Linked DNA regions of Mus musculus: region 1 is linked to region 2. A link is a loop called in an ENCODE intact Hi-C map of the cell type or tissue named here. Cell type or tissue: left cerebral cortex. All regions are shown on one strand.

The links. Peaks named below come from ENCODE experiments on the same cell type or tissue, not always from the same donor. Only the 100,000 strongest peaks of a DNase experiment are listed, where the experiment ranks them.
Region 1: it touches region 2 in a loop (4-fold over the local background); 2 of 42 quality-filtered maps call a loop at or near these places.

Annotation. Positions count from the first base shown.
Region 1 is chr2:8,341,497-8,349,496 of GRCm38, forward strand. It overlaps Gm30904 (a long non-coding RNA gene), which reads right to left and starts at 3,832. Exons shown (of 3, transcript XR_373985.2): 1 at 3,641-3,832. In left cerebral cortex, no CTCF peak of the experiment used is centred here; DNase peaks (open chromatin) are centred at 3,456 and 6,577; H3K27ac peaks cover 6,575 bases.
Region 2 is chr2:7,251,840-7,259,839 of GRCm38, forward strand. It overlaps a transcript of Celf2 not described here. Among named protein-coding and RNA genes, the nearest start is that of 5031426D15Rik, 330 kb to the left of the region's middle. In left cerebral cortex, no CTCF peak of the experiment used is centred here; DNase peaks (open chromatin) are centred at 3,772 and 4,375; H3K27ac peaks cover 7,050 bases.

The DNA of each region.
Region 1 (8,000 bases), 1.1 Mb after region 2:
GCTCCTTCAGTCCTTTCTCTAACTCCTCCATTGGGGACCCTGTGCTCAGTCAAATGGTTGGGTGTGAGCATCTACCTCTGTAATTTTTAGGCTCTGGCACAGCCTCTCAGGAGACAGCTATATCAGGCTATATCAGGTTCCTGTCAGCAAGCACTTCTTGGCATCCACAATAGTGTCTGGGTTTGGTCACTGTATATGGTATGGATCCCTAGGTGGGGAAGTCTCTGGATGGTCATTCCTTCAGTCCCTGATCCACACTTTGTCTCTGTATATCCTCCCATGGGTATTTTGTTCCCCCTTCTAGAAGGACCGAAGCACGCATGCTGAACAACAATGGGAGGAGAAGCCCTTGGTTCTGTGAAGGCTGGATACCCCAGTGTAGGGGAATACCAGGACAGGGAAGCAGGAGTGGGTGAGTAGGTAGGGGGAAACCCTCATAGAAGCAGGGGAGTGGGGGAGGGGAGAGGGAGTTTTTGGAGGGGAAACCAGGAAAGGAGATAACATTTGAAATGTAAATAAATAAATATCTAATTAAAAAAAGAAAGAAAGAAAGAAAGAAAGAAAGAAAGAAAGAAAAGAAAAGAAAAGAAAAGAAAAGAAAAGAAAAGAAAAGAAAAGAAAAGAAAAGAAAAGAAAAGAAAAATTAATATGTAACATATCACTAACTTATTGTTGGGTTTGCTTGTTTGAGAGGATGCCAAACTAATGTAGAGTGAGCAGTAAGAGAATAACAATCAAATAAATTTGTATCTATAATTATGTGTGTATGTACTGGCATAAGTTCTCCATCCCAAGACTTTGGAAGTTCAAATCACAGTATCATATGCCTTTGTGGCTCTTTACGAATAATGTGTGTTTTCTTAGATTTTTACTATTGTTTTGGCTTCATTTCTACCATCTTTGCCTCCATTCATATTTTGCAATAACAATATTTATGCTGACTTGAGAGATTGCTACTTTTTTTGTTTGTTTTTGTAAGCTCTCACAGTAAAAGTTTGCCTTTGAATCTCAGAAGAGGCTTTGAACTTTGTCTTTTGTCCTTTTTGTTGCTTCTTTGAGATGGTGTGGTGTCTAACAGTAATTGTAAACGTGATAGGTCTGAGAATCAGTGAAGATAAAAACAGCTGATTTTGTCATGAGGGTGTGACCCACCCTAGATATTAATATGTGTATGGTACCATTTCATGTACTAGAATTTCAAATGCATAAAAAATGTTAGCTAGTAATCCTTCTTTTTTTCTCTTTCTCTCTCCCTCTCTTCTTTACCTCTTGTCATATTCCCCACCTCCCTCTATCTACTCTTTCCCTCCCTTTCCCCTCCTCTCTGGTGTCTGATTTGGGATGCAAAATGAGCAGCTGCCACATGCTCCTGCTTGTCTTTGGGAAGGAGCATTGTTTACCCATGCAAGGTACTTCTGTTCAAAGTCTTCATTTTCTATACATTATATTTTTAATTAGTTTACAAATTAGATGTTTTGTAGTTGGCTTCCTCATGCATTTGTGACTTGAGTTTACCTATCCTCTATGCTGGCCTCCCCCATATACCTTACCTCCCTACCCTACCCCATTCTAACTTAAACTTTCAGCCCAAAGTGAATGCCTAGTTATTTCAAGTCATTTGTGTTCTGACATTCTGGTTGTGGCTTTTAATTGGGTTTAAATGTCATGGTTTGCTGAGAGCTTTTTCATGTGCCCTTATTCTGCTTAAGTCTTCTTCTAGCTTCATTTCTCCATCTACATCTACAAATCATTTTTTTTTTTTTTTTTTTTTTGGTTTTTCAAGACAGGGTTTCTCTGTATAGCCCTGACTGTCTTGGAACTCACTTTGTAGATCAGGCTGGCCTTGAACTCAAAAATCCGTCTGCCTCTGCCTCCTGAGTGCTGGGCTTAAAGGCATGCACCACCACTCCTGGCTTACAAATCATTTTCATATCTGAATCTTAGTACTGCTTATACTCTCTGTTTTATCTACATATTACAGTTGCTCTTCCTTTAGTGTATCTTCCTCCAATGTCTTGTTTCTTTTCACCTATCAGTGCCTTTGACCTCTGTTCCCTGCTAAGATCTATCGAACTTGTGTTGTAACCTAGCTGATTCCCTATGTGTCTTCACCTATGACTCATGGGCCAAGTCTTTTGTGAAAACTGTTTCCTCTTCATTTTCCAGAAGAGAATAAAAACCACCTTCTCATTATTTAAAATTCTCTGTTGCCTTGACTTCTAAGCTGTCATGATCTAGCTTTCTTTCCTGGTTATCTTGGTACCTGTCATTCTTCTGATAACATTTCTCCATTACCTGAGCATATCATCTCTTCCAATACTACTGCTGCTTATAGTTGCTAGATATCAGCTCATCATTCCACATGTTTCACCCTGAGATTGCATAAGAAGAAGTTGAGCTGGGTGGGTACCAGTAGTCAATTTGTATCTGCCTCTTCCTCCTGAGAATGGCTGCAATGTGACCAGCTGGCTCCATGACCTGGTTATGACATGCTTCTCCTCAGGTCTTGAGTGAGGCTATGCCAGTGCCTGGCAAACAAAGAAGTGGATGCTCACAGTCACTATTGGATGGAACACAGGGTCCCCAATGGAGGAGTTAGAGAAAGTACCCAAGGAGCTGAAGGGGTCTGCAACCTTATAGGTGGAACAACAACATGAACTAACCAGTACCCCCGGAGCTCATGTCTCTAGCTGCATATGTAGCAGAAGATGGGCTAGTCAGCCATCATTAGGAAGAGAGGCCCCTTGGTCTTGCAAACTTTATATGCCCCAGTACAGGGGCCAGGGCCAAGAAGTAGGAGTGGGTGGGTAGGGGAGAAGGGTGGAGGGAGGGTATAGGGAACTTTCGGGATAGCATTTGAAATGTTAATAAAGAAAATAATAAAAAATTAAAATCTATTCCCAACTCAGGTAGCCAATTAATTCAAATAACCTAGCCCGAAATTCCAAGTTCCCTTTATTTAATTCACTGATAATAACCCCGTTCCTTCAGGGGTCCTCCAACTTAATCAAGAACAAATATTCTAAAATACACTGTTCTTTTGTGGGTCCTTTTATGAAGTGGATGATCATTTTAGTATAATTAGAATATACCTTCAATAATATTTTACACATTTATATAACACCCATCTCAGTTCCTGACAAAATCTTCTTCCATATGGAAACAAATTACTCATTTTTCTTTATGGGTGCATAAGAAAAAGTTTGCAAGAAAAATACACGATCATATGTAGATTCACTTCAGAATAGAAAACTAAATCAGTCAAATTTTGAACACTGGCATCAGTTTGGACACTGCACTGTGCAGTACTTCTGGCTAGTAGGTTCACATATTGGCTCCAGCATGCCTCTCTCATACTTCTAGCTCATTTTCCTTCCTCCTCAGCTAATGACTTCTCGGCAAATTTCTTCTAGCAAACAGAATCAGCAGATGAGAGCTGACATCTAAAAATACCCGCAAGTGCCATAGCGTAAGTGCCACCTGCCCACACACTTGTTGTCCCTTCTGCTAGAGTGAGAGAACATTTCTGCTGGAATTGAAAGCTCTGCTTTCCACTTCTTACTTTAAAGTCTTTTTATGTCACCTTCCCAAAGACTCTCTACAGTACCCTCTGTCTCATTTCATTCTCTTTTTTTCTTACCTTTCTCCACAGGAAACACGTCCAAGGACTCCTCAGTGCCTTTGTCTCTGTTGTCTTCTCTTTCCTCCTTAATTGACTATGATAGTGTAGATTTCCATATGATGTTGATTACAATCTAATCAGCTGAATCACACACACACACACACACACACACACATACACACACACCATGAGAGAGAAAGAGAAACAGACAGAGAGGGAAACAGAGACACAGAAGAGAGACAGAGGGAGAGAGAGGGAGAGAGAAACAGGGAGAATCCCAGAGAAAGACAGAGATAGAGGCATGGAGAGACAGAGAGACAGAAAGAGACAAAGAGAGAGACAGAGACAGAGAGAGACAGAGGGAGAGGGAGAGAAACACAGACACTCCGGTAACTTCCTAAACATTAAAGAGTTGATTATTTTCTAATTCTCTTTGAGTCTGCTCAGTTTACCCTACCATCATTTTTTTTTATTCCTCTGAAATCCCTTTCTATAATTTAGATGTGGACTGCTCCTTGGTAAAGATTTCTAAGCCGGCCAACTCCAAGATATCTTTTTTTTGCTTTCCTATCTAATTTATATTTTTAACAGAATTCACCTAGCACTGTGATGGAAAATAATTTCCATAAACTGAATTCTGTCAACATGACAGAAGCAGTTTGACATTTAAATGTGAGTTGCTTCATGGTGATTTCTTGGTTTAAGTCTTTTGAGTGGCCTCTGTGTCATTTAGATGAAAGGTGATGTCATAACACTAACCCAAGGTCTGGCTTTCATTGCCTTCTTTTTGTCTTCCACTATTCTTCCTGCTCTCGCTCTATTGTGATTACAAAGAATTCTTGGTATTTTTCTCAAGGCAGAGGCAGGCTCCAGGCCCATCCTCTGTAGGGACAACTGTTCCCACAGGTGTCCACATGGTTGCCTATAACTACCTTCAAATTCTGTTCAAATGTCACCTTGTTAAAACTACGTCCCTTTTGGTATAGGAAATGTGTTATTAGAAACTTGAAGAAAGGTCATCCTTGTTATAAAATGGCAGAGAACGTGGCTGAAATGTGTTCATGTGCTACTTGTCCATAAAAGGGGGAGCTTAGAAAAAATGAAGTAGGAATCTCATGCAGGGCACTCAGAATCAATCTATAAACAAAATATAGAAGCTGTGGCATGGTTTCTCTTGACTGCCTTATGGTAATTAACCATATAGAAATAAATTGAAGATTGGGTTTTTAATAAATAAGAAGCATGACTTGAAGATTCAGAAATCTCCTTTCCTGCTTATGTTCTTCATGGGGAAAACACATAACTCAGAAAAGAACAAAGATACAGCTCACTTATCCTTTGATTTAGATAGGCAGAATTTTGATAATCTATCATTTCAAACTGAAGAAGTCTGGTGACTAGCATATAAAACTATCTCAAAAGAAGTGACTCAGATATTTATAGGACCCTAATGTTTTCTGCCTGAAGCAGCCTCATGTCTGCCTCTCTACATCATGGTAGACACTCCTTGATCAATACAGTGGTGGCTCAACTCCATCAGGTCCTGGTAGGCTCAAGTGGTAAGCTATAGCAACTTCTCTGCAATCCTGTCTCCATGGTATACAAAATCCAAAATGTTCAGGGGTTTGAATTTCTCCATACAGGGTGCTAAGGATGCTCCAGTGAGCTTCCTGTCTTAGATAGAAGGTTTTTATAAAAACAATGTTATAAGAGAGAACCCATATGAGAGTAAGGCCAAAGATAGTGAGACTACTGTCCAGATCCTACACTAGGGTGAGGCCCAGAGGAAAGGAGAGACATCTGAAGATATATACTGAGATGTGGGAGAAGAGTGCTCCCATGACATACGAGTGACAGAGCCAACTGTGATCCCTCAGTATCCCATCCCTGCCTTATTCTATCTGGAAGGTAGGACAGGAAGATATGAAAAAAACTTTTCCAATTTTAAGGTACAATGTTTGTCTTATGCTCTGAACATGCTCAAGAACTGTCATCCTTTTCTTCTTTTCTCTATCTTGTCTGGGGATAATAACAAATATTCTGAGGCTATAACATCTGTGCTTTTTAGAAATACATAATTTGTTTGATATTTTTATGTCCAGTGAAGACTTCATAGACACTGCAATAGTGTAGTTTTATTGCAGATCTCAAGGTGAAGGTAATTAAGTTCTATCTGAATATCTGACTCATAGAAAATATGAGAAGAGTTCATGATTGCTTTCTTAGAGTTGCAAGTTTGGGGTCAACAAGCTAATTTGTTGACTGTAAGACCAGCATCATTGACAGTTTTAAGTTCTGAAAGTTCTGAATGACTTAGTAGAAAACTCAGCAAAGTATAAGGCATCCTCTCATGAGAAGTAAAACATACAAAATTCACCATAGAATTTGGACTTTGATGATGTTACTGATGTAGACTTGGAGGTAAGCAAAATATAAGTCTTATTAGCCCTTAATAGCGAAAGAAGTCTTAACTTGCAGAAGCAGAAAGTTTATCAAAGTTGTTTATGGCAATTGTGGGAGATAGAGTATGGGACTGAATGATTCTGTGATCTGCTTGCAAGCGTGCGATGCCAGAGTCTCACAGGTGCAGCTCTTCTGTGGTTTAGAGTTAAGTATGAGAAGAGGAAGGTGAATCAAGATACAGACTTTAATCAAGCAAAGCTCCAGATGGGCTAGTTAGTTTGTACATTTTCAGCCATGCTAGTTAACTAAAATTGGAAAATGCTTTTTAATGACAATCAAATAGGTTTCAGAATTCAAAGGCCATGCATGCAAACCAATTGTATATCTGCAGTAGCCACTTTTGTGTAGGGGAATAGAAAATACCTGTCAGAAAGGAGCATATTTGAAAAATCTTGCCAATGGTTTAAGAACTTGCTGGACTACATGGTTACTTGGTGACATAGTTTTTGAGCCTATGGTGAGACAGAACCGTGGGAGGAGGACTCTATGAATGAGTAGGCTGTGCACATCATAGTGGGCCCAGAATAGAGAGTGAGCAAGAATAACTTCATAAGATAATGACTGCCTTCCTCCAACCATGCCCTGTCTCCTAAAACACCTACCACTTCTCAAAAATAGTTCTTCCAATTGCAGAGTAGATTTGCAATGAAATATCCATGGGGACATAATATATTCAAGCCTTAACTGACTATACAGTAAAAATAAGCAATTAGATATTGAAATTATATATATATATATGCATATATATATATATATATATATAGTTTATAATTATTTCAAAACAAATGAAGTGCATAAACTGGGAATAGAACTCAGAGGGAAATTCCTTGCTTATAATATGTGAGACACTAGTTCTGATATTGAAGAAGGGGTCGTAGGAATGAACTTAACCCATATGTATGATTAGCACTCAGAAACTCAGGAAACATTAAGTAAAATCAAAATATTGGTCTTCCTTCTTGATTTTCTTGTGTTTTGGAAGTTGTATCTTGGGTATTCTAGGTTTCTGGGATAATACCCACTTATCCGTGAGTGCATATCAAGTGACTTCTTTTGCGATTGGGTTACCTCACTCAGGATGATATCCTCCAGATCCATCCATTTGCCCAAGGATTTCAAAAGTTCATTGATTTTAATAGCTGAGTAGTACTCCATTGTGTAAATGTACCACATTTTCTGTATCCATTCCTCTGATGAGATACATCTGGGTTCTTTCCAGCTTCTGGCTATTAAAAATAAGGCTTCTATGAACATAGTGGAGCATGTGTCCTTATTACCAGTTGGAACATCTTCTGGATATATGCCCAGGAGAGGTATTGCTGGATCTTCCGGTAGTACTACATCCAGTTTTCTGAGGAAATGACAGACTGATTTCCAGAGTGGTTGTACCAGCTTGCAATCCCACCAGCAGTGGAGGAGTGTTCCTCTTTCTCCACATCCTCGCCAAAGCTATATACAGCATAAGGATACAGACATTATTTTATTGATTAGAAGACTAAACTGGTCTGTATATTTAATGCCATCTCAATCAATTGATTTCATAATTTGACAACTTTATTTTAATTTTTGATAAATCCCAAACTCCTAACTATAAAACATGAAAAGAAAATTGGAAGACTCATATGTCCTGAATTCAAGAAAATCCTACCAATAAAATAATCAAATAGTTAAAATTACCTATCCTATGACTAGTTATAATTTAGTGGAACAAACAGAATAAAAACACTGGTCCCCACATATAAAAATGTTCTAAGAAAAGTATGTGCAAAACCAATTTGATGAGTAAAAGATAGCCTTATGAATAAATTGTGTTTGAATACATGGCACTCTATCTGGATAAAGACAAACAAGGACAGTAGTGTTACCTCACAATAGGGATAAGTTACAACAGGCTTCAGATTCTAAATGTATGAGC
Region 2 (8,000 bases):
TCAGAGCCCACTGTCTGACTCTGCATGAGCTGAGAAAGGACCAAGGCACTGGTTGCCTCTCACTGTAACTGGCCCTCTACAATAGAGTCCCTAGTCTAAATATCACCATTTAAAATTCATAGACATCGATAATATAGTGCAATAACAGAAGATTAGCTTTTGGTTTTGAAAGTGTCCATCACCTTATAGAAATATCAAGTTATAAATCTAGGTGACATTGACAACATGAATAAAAATTTTCTGGATATTACCTGACTCAAAACCATCATTTTTCTTTTTTATTGTGATTACACCGTTGTGCTACATTATTATTCTTTAGAAAAGTCCACGTCATGAAAGAAAACACCTATTTTTCCAATACATTTTGAACAGGATTAGAAACTACTCTAAATATATACAATAGCCAGCCTACCAAGGATACCCAACTTTATACTTTTGCACTCAATAATTTGAGAGCAATTAAAGGGGAAGAGTCAAGAATCTGCTACATGCTGCCATTTCCATAATTAAACAATAAAACTACTATATCATTTCACACAGACATTGTAAATACTAAATTAAGAAGCGCCGATGAAATGTCAGAAGCATTTTCTTATGAGTTTATATCAGCCATGTGATTACCATATTGATTCTGCATGCCAATGAGATAACATTCCACTGTGTTTATTTTTCTCCCAATTGCCTTCCGGAAAGTAATAAAATTAAATCCAATATGATATTAAATGTAAATATGCATGGATATTATATGTAAATACCCATTTTAAACTCTCTTTGCTTTTTGATATTTTCTGAGCATAATGTTGTCAAGCCAACAGTAATATTCCTATTCCCTGTACGGCCCACCCTCACTTCTAGCACCAAGAGGAAGAACACCCTTTATAATTCCACTTGACATTTGTTTCATGATCTATGGAAAGTAAAATACTAATTTTTTTCAAAGTTACAGAGCCAGGAGCTTCTCAGCTAAGAAAATTTGATTTCCCAGGCTGTCATCCTGAACGGGGACTCATCACAGCCCCCTCCCCTTCACTCTTTTATTTCTACTGAAGTCAGTTTTATTTTCTGCCAATTTTATCACTTGGCACTAATTGAATAATTAAAACAGCTGAACTCATCTGGCTCTGGGTTAAAATCGCCTTCTATGATTGTGTCCTTGCATTGCAGCTACCCACAAGGCCTTTACTGTACTTGCAGAAAACTCGTCTTTTCATCAAGATTAACCCAATAAGGACCTGCTGCAAGAAATAGGCTCTCACAGCAGGAAATTGGTGCATATATTTCTGAAGAACAATAACCCAAGTAACACAGGCGTCTGTTGAAAGAAAAGCACCTGACCCAACCTGCTTCTTTACATGTGTTAGGACAGATAGAGATCTAGATGCACTAATGGATTAAACTGCCTTTTAGTATTCTATGTTAAGAACCTCTGCCCCTTTGCAATGGAATATATATTGGGTATTTTTTCTTGTAAGTGGAGGTTTTGTATAATCATTTTAAATGGGAACATCATTAGCTACTCTTCTGATAAAAGCCATTGTTGCTTTTCTATGGGTAATATACCTGGAAATCCAATCAATCTGATAATTCTAATACTATGATAATAAAATGATCTGAAGGGACATTGTTTATCTTGCCAACTGATTATTTCTGTTACACAACACCATAGCAAACAGACAGAGTGATTCTCATTCTTCTTTCAAAAGTTTTTCTCTTACAGTTATTTGTGTATGTGCACATGCACATGTACACACATGCACATGTGCACAAAGGCACATGCACACACACACACATGCACATGTGCACACATGCACATATACACACATGCACACATGCACAAAGGCACATACACACACATGCACACGTGCATAAAGGCATGTGTTTCAGCTCATGTATAAGAGTAAAAGATCAATTTGCAAGCATCATTTCTGTCTTCCTGTCATGTGAGTCCAAGGACTGAATTAAGTCACGAAGACACTTGGCAGCATGGTAGCATGTGTCTTTACCTTTGGGTTCACTTGTCCTGTCTTCTTTCCCATAATATTGACTACATATTAGATCAAGAGACTAGATGTTCTTGGAGTCATGTGTAATTTTACTAATGTCAAATTGAATAAAGAATCCCATGCCCCCTCTCTCCCTACTCATGATGGATTGTCCAGTTTGCCATCGACAAACAGATTTCCTAAGTTAATTATACAACAGAAAGGTGAAAAACATATTTCATATATCTATATCATATATATCTCTATCTCTATCTATCTATTTATCTATCTATCTATCTATCTATCTATCTATCTATCTATCTATCTATCTATCTATCTATCTATCCATCTAGTGGTGTGTGTGTGTGTATGAGAGAGAGAGAGAGAGGGAGAGAGAGAGAAAGAGACTGAGTGTGTAGATATAATTAGCAGGTCTCATGTGTCTTTGGACTCACTTATTAATCTATAACTAAACCAAGAAATCGAGTTAGACAAGGGCAGAGATGACATTGACTTGCAGGGAATGAGCTTTTCAATCAAGCTGGAGTTTTAGGAATGCTAGTGGTAAATCAAAATGGTCTTAGTTATGTTTTGTTAGGGCGTATTACAACTGTACTTTCGTGTGACTTTGGGGTCAGAAAGACATCACTGAAGCAACATGGTGCCACTTCTGTAGCTTAATGTCGAGATAAATTAATCTGAGATGCCATCTCATAACTTATAAGTGAGGAACCTGAATGGGATGAGGCAGCGGTATGCAGTCTCCTCGAAGTAACTTTAGTGGAGGAAGTAAGGGTAGGAAACGCTGGTTTGGGTGTGTTCTCTTGATATGTGCAACTTGAGGTCAGTTCTGCTAGACATCTGCTGACGGATGCTCTAATCAGTGTTGTTGTGTCAAAATGAGATGCAGAGTTGTGGTTGCTTTTATGAGTCTGGCAATGTCTCTGCATGCCATCACAGTTAGCCTCTCATTTCTAGAGGATCTCAGAGAACAAAAAGAATAAGTAACAAACCTGAGCTGGCCCACTAGAGGTGATGTCTCCAACTTTCCTCTTTTCAACTCACACCATAGCTAGATCATGGAAGCATGTCTGAAGACCCTATTCCAACCTGACTGCTCTGTCTCTACTTGGCTAGAAAGGAAAGGAAAAGCAATTATGTCTTAAGGTCCCTTTTGGTCATCTGACTTCCAGACATCGTAGAACGCTGATTTGTGAAAATGTCTATTTCAGACTCAGTCATCACTACCCAACTCTCGTTTCTCAACTGCCCTCTTAACCACAAAACATGGTCTGAGGCAGAGCCACTAACACGTTTACTTTATGCCTTCCATATTACAAGTGTGACTATTTTTAATGACCTTTAAGAATCTATTATTGGATCTTTCACATCCTACAGAAAGAGCTTTCATTAGCATGAAAGAATAGTTTTCTGTAAATTAAGTAGAATTGCATCAAACAAAAATGACTTTCTTCAAATTTCCAACAAGAAGCCTGTCTAAAGATAAATTTAAGATTTTTTTAAACAAAAGTTCTTTTGCATTAGCAAAAACAACTTGAAGGCATTATCATTTTAAATGAACCATCAAAAAGTGTGACTTCTAAAACAGAATACCACCGTCAAATTGTAATTTATATAAACTTTCCAAAGCCACTCACAGAATGAAGTGATGTTCACATGTATTTTACATTTTAGAATGAAAACTTGAGGAGGAGGGAAGTTGGCATTATTTTAAAGAAATGTTAAGGAGTAGAGGACGTGAAGATCTGTGCTTCTGTAGGAAGAACATTTTCAGCTTTGAAAGCACACACAGCTTATAGATTCAGGACTAATGAGGGATGCTTATAGATACAGGTCTAACGAGAGATGCTGCACATTGTACACACTCTATCAAGCTAGTAGCATATTTGTATTGATAGCTCTTGTTTAACTAACTGGAGAATAACAAGGCTCATTGTGTTATTTCCTTTTGTAGTTTTGATCAAATTGTCAAAGGGTGGTTCAGGCTGAACTAGTTATCTTAATTGATACAATGCACAGCAAAATACATTGATCCATAGGAATGGGTTCCAGATCAATTGTCCTTTTGAAAATAATATTTACATTTAGAAGGGGCCCTGGATACTCACTGATCCCAAAGGTTAAAGCTAATTTTCCTTTAACCATAGTGATTAATGCATCTTTGGTATCCTGAGTGGTTTTGAATCAATACAGAATATCTTAAGGGATTCATTTATTGCTTCTCAAAGCCCACCTTTGAGTCTAGGAGGTGCAGAAGATGGTGAAGCCATTATTTTCACACACTGACAGATGGGAACAACTGAGTCACAAGCCAGTTGGGTGATTTGGCTAAAACCAAAGAATCAGATATGATGGCTACAGTCTCAGAATAGTGTTCTCAACTCCTACCTCCCATCTGTTCCTTACAAGAGACTGAAAGCCAGTTTTCTGCTACTCTGCAAGACACATCTATTTATTCCATTAAAATGGTTCAAGCTGGTCCCAGAAAAGTTTGCCTTGTCTATCTCAGCCCCACACTTCTAGTTCATACCATATCTGGAAAGGGGAGTGTGTGGACAATGATACACGGCATCTTTATTCTTTTTTTTGTTTGTTTGTTTTTTGGTTTTTTTTAGAGACAGGGTTTCTCTGTATAGCCCTGGCTGTCCTGGAATTCACTTTGTAGACCAGGCTGGCCTCGAACTCAGAAATCCACCTGCCTCTGCCTCCTGAGTGCTGGGATTAAAGGCTTGCGCCACCACACCTGGATGGGATCTTTATTCTTGATGAAGGAAACAGTCCTTAGCTGTTTTCCGTGGGTATGGAAATGGGTACTCTGCATCAATCCTTTTTTCATTCTAGCCTTCTACCCTATTTTGGTGATAGATGCTATTTTATAGCATCCTGGTTTGACACTCAAGGCACAAATTGAAAAGGACAGAGCAGATGTCAGCAAAGCACAGTATTCACTGAATTGTAAAGAAAATTACCGGGTTCTAGATTTGATTGTGACTAACAGAGTCTATGTGATATTTAGATTGTAATTTTCTTCTCTGGACTTAGCTCTGTGACCTGAAAAGTAAGTACCTATAGTAGATTAGTGAGGCTGCCCTGACAGGAAGATGGCAGAGGAATGCTACAAGAATGGTTTATCAACCAGAAGGGAAGAACTCAGTCCCTTACAGAGAGTACATCTGTAAGAAGAATGCTGTGCATCCTGGCTGGTTTAGACCAGTACCCCTGTCGTCATAGGTCACATTTCATGCAATCCTCATTTCCAGATGAGTTAACATTTAGAACATTAAGTGTGTTGATTTAAGGGGTCACTTGGCTACCTCTGCTATATTTTCCAAAAAAATCTCAAGGGATTTTAATGATAGGTTTTTCTAGTTAGATTTTGTTCTTGTTAAGACTCTTTGCTCTTTTTTCAAGGAATTAGGGACAAGCGAGGGAGACCTGTGACAAGGTAGAAGCTCTGGGACTTTCCTTAAATCTTACCCTGGGGCTATAGAGATGGCTCAGTGGTTAAGAGAACTTTCTGTTCTTCCAAAGGACCAGAGTTCTAGTCCCATTGTCCCTGCTGGGCAACTCACAATCTCTTGTAACTCCAGTTTCAGAAGACATGGTCTCCATACAGATATCACACACACACATACACACACACACACACACACACACACACACACACACACACACACACACACAGAGAGAGAGAGAGAGAGAGAGAGAGAGAGAGAGAGAGAGAATAATCTTTTAAAAATAGTCACACCATTTACTTAGTCCTAGTGTGAAGCTAGATGGGCTTACCCAAGAAGTACTCATTAAGTTGAGGAGAGACTAGGAGAGCTGGAAATTCATTGATTATTGATTGATTATTGAATGTAAGTAGGGAGCTATTTGTAACACTGAGTTACATTTCTGTGATTTCATTCAGATAGTTCTCCCTTGCCTCCCATTCATACAAGATAGAGTTTTAAATATTTCCTTAAACCTCATTAAAGATGATAAAGCAGTCTGCCTCCCAGCTCCATCCAACTCCTGAAGCCCCAAGGTGAAACAACAGAGACTCCCAGAGTATCTAATTTTGTCTTTGGTGCTAATTAAAATCCTTTGGGATGTACTAATTCCAGGATGTTATTCTTGCCTAGAGCAACAGACAGTCACTAACCATGAAAGATGTTGTATCCCTAGGTCAGTATCAATCTGACTGTCTTAAGCTACACACATCTGGTGAGCAAAAATTCTTCTCTTATCTAAATCAAGGAGCCATCTTAGACTGGAAAATCTTCAAAATGTCTCCCATGCCATTCCTGGATAAAATGAATGCTACAGCAAGGCCTTGGCACCACTCACTTTCTATTTACAACTTCTGTTGTTGGTACTAAAGAGCCGGGATCTTCTCTTGTCTTTCTCCTTGATGGTCTCACTCTTAGTTATTTTGAGGAACTCCCCCCCAGTCTAACTGTAAATTATTCTGTCAGGAGTTTTGAAGTATTTCGGCTTCAGTAGCCTTTTTCTTCCAGGTCTTGTGTGTGAGGAAGAAAACTTACATAATGACATAGTGAGCTTGTTCACACACACACACACACACACACACACACACACACACACACACACACACACACACACGGTGGGGGAAGAGAAAGACAGAGACAGAGTGACAGAAAAAGACAGAAAAACAGAGACACAGAGAGACAGAAGAATAGAGACAGAGAGACAGACAGAGACAGAGGCAGAGAAGTTTTCAATCCAGTGGTTTTCTTTGATATTTAATGTGTGGAGAAAGTCAAGATGAAAGAGAAACACCTGCTGCTTTTCAGAATGGAACCCTACACATATGTGACTTTGAGCTCTGGCAGGGAATGAACCTGTAATTTCAATACTTGCAGTGAGAGCCTGCAAGTTACAAATGGAAGCCACAATTTCTATGGCAGGCATTTTGTTAGGCTGTCAGGGAGCTCATTTTGCTGTCAGTCCCTATTTTTTAAAACATTCTCTTTACATAAATAAAATGTAACAGTGAAAAATGAAACACATGAACAAACATACACAAAGGGGCACCCCAAGAAGCCCCTCCATTACTCATGCCTGTGGTGTAAGTTGATGTGGCGTCTTCACCGAGTATTTCAGAATTTAGGGAGATTACCAAGGTTATAAACTGAATAAGGAAATAGAATTGCTTTTGGTCAAGTATCAGATTCTAGCATTAAATAGCTCTTGGATATTTATGGAGAGAATGTTATATATACCATAGTCATATTTAAAACAAGATCTCTCTTTGATTTTCTTTCCTGCTTTCTTTGGATTAAAATAGACATGGTATAAGAAACTTCAGGAAAATGTAAGCTGCATCTTACTGTAGGTTACACAATTTATTTTTTTATAGTTATACCCCAATTCCTAATTTGCCATCTTCCAATCATACCATACCTACATAAAGCTCTTTTAGATAAATGAGGAGTCAGAATTCCCTGGTCCCTGTAAGAATTTTTTAATGGGAGTAGTAGGGGGAAATATGAGAGAGTGAAAAATGAGTAATCAATCACTCTGTTTACAATGTACAATCATGTTGTACAATGAATACATACACACAGAGGCAAATTGCAATATCATGGTTGGCCCACCATAACTATACATAGTAAATTATTATTTCAGTATTCATATTTTTACTCTAGCAATTCCAAAGAGCTTTAAGGTCCAACGCCACATAATTTATCTCAGAAAACCCCAGTCAGTTAGAATGTTACAAAGAACCAGCTTCCTTGATTTGAACTCATTTAATGCTGTCTCATGGCCATAGTGGATATCTGTAATCTGGGAAAATATGTGCCACTGGCCTCAAGAGTGGCAGTGGTGTTGGCTCCTCAATTTATCACTAGCAAATCATTCCCAAGTCAAAGCTCATTTTCAAGTCACCATGGTTTAGTTTCAGGACCATTGATTTACGGAGGACATTCATGTTCAAAATAATTATGCAATTGCTTTGCGTTTCAGGCTTGGGACTAAAACTTCAGCCTT